Linked DNA regions of Homo sapiens: region 1 is linked to region 2. Evidence: read pairs that join two places in POLR2A ChIA-PET (ENCODE). Cell type or tissue: PC-3. All regions are shown on one strand.

Region 1 (2,500 bases), 140 kb before region 2:
GGCGTGAGTCTGTGGTCCCAACTACTTGGAAGGCTCAGGCAGGAGAATTGCTTGAACCCGGGAGGCCGAGGTTGCGGTGAGCCAAGATCACAGCACCACACTCCAGCCTCGGTGACAGAGCGAGACTCCGTCTCAAAAGAAAAAAGAAAGAAAGAAAAAAAAACCCAATCAGCAAATCTGGGGCAAGAGGCATTCAGGAGAGCTGGACTCGGGACACAGGACTTTTCAGGAAACATGAACCATTTATTTGACTTACATTTTCCATTTACGTATGTAGTTCAGGAAAGAAAAGTGTTCAAAACCTGTGTCCAAAAGAGTATTAAAAAGCCCTTTCTCACAGTGGCTAATCTGTAATCCCAGCACTTTGGGAGGCCGAGGCTGGAGGATTGCTTGGGGCCAGGAGTTCCACATCAGGTGGGGTAGTATAGCAAGACCCTGTCTCTACAGAAAATTTTAAAAATTAGCCAGGTGTGATGGTGTGTGCCTGTGGCCCCAGCTACTGAGGAGGCTGAGGTGGGAGGGATCGCTTGAGGCCAGGAGCTCTAGACTAGGCAGGATAAGATAGGACCACCCCCCACCCCGGCCCCAGATCTGTGCAAATTTTTTAAAAAATTAACTAGGTGTAATGGCGTACAGCTGTGGTCCCAGCTACGCAGGAGGCTGAGGTGGGAGGATCGCTTGGGGCCAGGAGTTCCAGATCAGGCAGGGCAGCATAGCAAGACCCCATCTCTGCAAAAAGTTAAAAAAAAAATTAGCTAGGTGTGATGGCGTGTGCCTGTGTTCCGAGCTCCTCAGAAGGCTGAAATGGGAGGATTGCTTGGGTCCAGGAGTTCCAGATCAGGTGGGGCAACATAGCAAGACGCCATCTCTGCAAAAAACTAGCCAGGTGTGATGGCATTTGCCTATTGTCCCAGCTACTCAGGAGGCTGAGGTGGGAGGATCGCTTGGGGCCTGGAGTTCCAGATCAGGCAGGGCAACATAGCAAGACCCCATCTCTGAAAAAAATTTTAAAAATTAGCCAAGTATGATGGTGTACACCTGTGGCCACAGCTACTCGGGAGGCTGAGGCAAGAGAATTGCTTGAGGCCAGGAGGTCAAGGCTGTGGTGAGCCATGATTGTGTCACTGCATTCCAGCCTGGGTGATGGAGTGAGACTCTGTCTCAAAAAAAAAAAAAAAAAAAAAAAAAAAAAACCCTTTTCAAATAAAAATTCTCCATGAAAAGAAAATTCAGACCAATTTAAGTGGCAGGGTTTTTTATTTCTACTTTTGCAATAAAATATGGAAATTGCTGGAGATTGATAAGGGAGGGGAATAGAGAATGGGAGGCTCTGGGCGTGAGTGATGGGAGGAAAAGTCAGGGAAGGCTTCCTGGAGGAGGTGGCGGTGGCTGATCTAAGAAGTGAAGGTAGAGAAGGAGTTAACTGGGCAGTGAGGGGAGGGAAGTGTGTTCTAGGCAGATGGAACAGCATGGGCAAAAGCTTCCCACACAAGGTCTTTGTGAAGCATCAGTTGTTTCACTTTGTGGCCTGCACTGGGCCTAGTGCATAGTAGGTGCTCGCTAAATGCATCATGGTAGATATTCAGTTGGTGGGAACTGTCCTCAGTCCCAAATCTGAATGACGCCATGTGGGTGTTGCTTTCCAGCAACCACGTTCTGAATGATCCAAGGGTCAGAGGTTTGAGGTTCATCTGAAGCCCCTGATCTAAGCCCCTGATCTGAAGCCCCTGTTGAGCAGGGATAACCTGTGATGTCTCGAATCTTCAGCTCTCTGCCCTGGCTACTAACAAGGCTCTGTCCTCAGGCACAAAGTGGACTTGAAAGGTGGAGAAACAACTTGAAATGTGGAGAAACAGCTGGGTGTGGTGATTCATGCCTGTAATCCCAGGCACTTTGGGAGGCCAAGGCAGGAGGATCACATGAGCCTAGGAGTTCAAGACCAGCCTGGGCAACATAGTGAAATGCTGTTTCAAAAAAAAAAAATTTTTTTTTAAATAAATAAATAAATAAGAAAGGTGGAGAAACCCACATCAAACTGACATTAGTGAAAAGCTGGGGAGTTGATTGGCTCTTGAACCAAAAAGGCTGATGTTAGAATGGACCACCTTCAGGCATAGTTGGATCCAGGGGCTCAAACAAGATAAGCAGATCCAGAGAGATTGAGCCATTTATACCTGAGGCTGCACAGCTAAGAGGAGGCCAAATCATGATGCAGACTCTGGGTTGCTTTGAATCCAAAGTTCGTGCTGCTCAGCATGACTCAGAAGGTTGATCCAAGTCAGGGAGGTCACGACTCTATCTTACTGAGGTTCATGGAAGGGAAATGACATGCTTAAGGTCACACAGTGTTCAAGGAGCAGAGACTGGCACTGAACTCAGCTGAAGCTGTGGTCTCGATTGATTGATAGAGACAGGATCTTGCTCTGTTGCCCAGGCTGGAATGCAGTGGCTGTGATTGTAGCTCACTGCAGCCTCGACCTCCTGGGCTCAAGCGATCCTT
Region 2 (2,500 bases):
GCTAACTTAGCCTGTAATAATAGCTGCAGGCCAGGCCCTGGCCTGCCCTCTGGGGGTGTCTCCCAACACCCCCAGGGTTGAACATCTAATGACCACCAGGTAAAGATGGAAGAAGTGCCGGGCACAGTGGCTCATGCCTGTAATCCCAGCACTTTGGGAGGCCAAGGCGGGTGGATCGCCTGAGGTCAGGAGTTTGAGACCAGCCTGGCCAACATGGTGAAACTCCATCTGTACTAAAAATACAAAACTTAACTGGGTATGGTGGTGGGTGCCTGTAGTCCCAGCTACTTGGGAGGCTGAGGCAGGAGAATCACTTGAACCCGGGAAGCGGAGGTAGTAGTGAGCCGAGATCGCGCCACTGTACTCCAGCTTGGGCGACAAGAGTGCGATTCCGTCTCAAACAAAACAAAAAAACTTTGTTTTGGGGGCCACAGAGTAACTTGGGGAGGGTGGGTGGGGTCAGTCCAGAAAGGCGACCAGCTTGGGGAGCAACCAGAAAGGGCCCTTGCTACCCAAACACAGTTTGCTCGGGAACCACAAATCCCACACTGCTTTATTCAGCAAAGACCGCCCACATTTATCTTCTCATCTTCCAGTGAAGAAAACGACAGACATTACAGCAGCTCCATCACCCTCATCAGCTGTAGGACAAGCTGGACCGTGGTGACGAGACTTTGCTCTTTTCCCTTGGAAGGATGTTGGCATTCCTGGAAAAAGGTGCTTATACGTGTTTTGTTTGTTTGTTTGTTTTTTAGACGGAGTCTCGCCCAGGCTGGAGTGCAGTGGCTCAATCTCGGCTCACTGCAAGCTCCGCCTCCTGGATTCACGCCATTCTCCTGCCTCAGCCTCCCGAGTGGCTGGGACTACAGGTGCCCGCCACCACGCCCGGCTAATTTTTTGTATTTTTAGTAGAGACGGGGTTTTACCGTGTTAGCCAGGATGGTCTCGATCTCCTGACCTCGTGATCCGCCCGCCTCAGCCTCCCAAAGTGCTGGGATTACAGGCGTGAGCCACCGCTCCTGGCCTGTTTTTGTCTTTTTTTTTTCTTTTGAGATGGAGTCTCGCTCTGTTGCCCAGGTTGGAGTGCACTGGGGCAATCTTTGCTCACTGCAACCCACACCTCCCAGGTTCAAGCAATTCTCGTGCCTCGGCCTCCTGAGTAGGTGGGATTGCAGGCACGCGCCATCACACCCGGCTAATTTTTATATTTTTAGTACAGATGGGGTTTCACCATGTTGGGTCTCAAACTCCTGACCTGGTCAGGCTGGTCTCAAACTCCTGACCTCAAGTGATCCACCTCCCTTGGCCTCCCAGAGTGCTGGGATTACAAGCCTGAGCCACCATACCCAGCCCTCACAAGCATTTTTGAAACATGAGTTTTGAGATGATATTTCTTTGTGACATCAATAACACCACCCACACCCACAGCGGTTATTTCAGGCTTGTGTCGTGGGGAGGTTTTCAGTTACTAGCACAGCCTGGGGCCATCCCTTTGGAGCTGACAGTCTTAACTCTGAGGACAAACTGGGGTTTCTGGAAAAGAATGAAGCTTTTGCACAAATGGCTCAGTCACCAAGGGTGTGACCTTTCGCTGATTCATCATGATTTTCTTTTCCTGTTGGAGACAGAAATGGATGATTCACTGTGGAGTATATTTAAAAATTCGATCTAAATGCTTCCGATAAGATTATTTGCAGGATTTAGAAAATTTTTATTTTATTTATTTTAAGACAGGATCTTGCTCTGTCACCCAGGCTGGAGTGCAGTGGTGTGATCATAGCTCACTGCAGCCTTGAACTCCTGGGCTCAAGCGATCCTCCCGCCTCAGCCTCCCAAGTAGCTGGGACTCAGGCATGCACCATCACGCTCAGCTAATTAAAAAAAATTTAGTACAGACAGTCTTGCTATGCTGCCCAGGCTGACCTCAACCTCCTGACTTCAAGTGATCCTCCCTCCTCAGCTCTGTGAAGTATTGGGGTTACAGGTGTGAGCCCCATCACTCTCTTTTTTTTTGGAGACGGAGTCTCACTCTGTCATCCAGGCTGGAGTGCAGTGGCGTGATCTTGGCTCATTGCAACCTCCACCTCCTGGGTTCAAGCTATTCTCCTGCCTCAGCCTCCCAAGTAGCTGGGACTACAGGCGCCCGCCACCACATCCGGCTAATTTTTTGTATTTTTAGTAGAGACGGGGTTTCACCATGTTAGCCAGGATGGTCTCATCTCCTGTCCTTGTGATCTGCCCTCTTCAGCCTCCCAAAGTGCTGGGATTACAGGCGTGAGCCACCGCACTCGGCTTTCTTTCTCTCTTTTTTTTTTTTTTTTTTTTTTGATACGGAGTCTCACTCTTGTTGCCCAGGCTGGAGTGCAGTGGTGCAGTGGTGCAATCTGGGCTCACTGCAACATCTGCCTCCCAGGTTCAAGCGATTCTCCTGCCTCAGCCTCCCAAGTAGCTGGGATTACAGGCATGTGCCACCACACCCGGCTAATTTTGTATTTTTAGT

Evidence for each region. Peaks named below come from ENCODE experiments on the same cell type or tissue, not always from the same donor. Only the 100,000 strongest peaks of a DNase experiment are listed, where the experiment ranks them.
Region 1: POLR2A ChIA-PET joins it to region 2 with 5 read pairs; 2 of 35 experiments call an interaction of 5 or more read pairs at or near these places.

The regions. Positions count from the first base shown.
Region 1 is chr19:5,314,045-5,316,544 of GRCh38, reverse strand. The region is part of intron 1 of PTPRS (protein tyrosine phosphatase receptor type S); the gene reads left to right. Among named protein-coding and RNA genes, the nearest start is that of PTPRS, 26 kb to the left of the region's middle. In PC-3, no CTCF peak of the experiment used is centred here; a DNase peak (open chromatin) is centred at 1,094.
Region 2 is chr19:5,172,338-5,174,837 of GRCh38, reverse strand. No RefSeq gene overlaps it. Among named protein-coding and RNA genes, the nearest start is that of PTPRS-AS1, 4.2 kb to the left of the region's middle. RefSeq lists a silencer at 702-893 and an enhancer at 975-2,174. In PC-3, no CTCF peak of the experiment used is centred here; a DNase peak (open chromatin) is centred at 1,507; H3K27ac peaks cover 1,976 bases.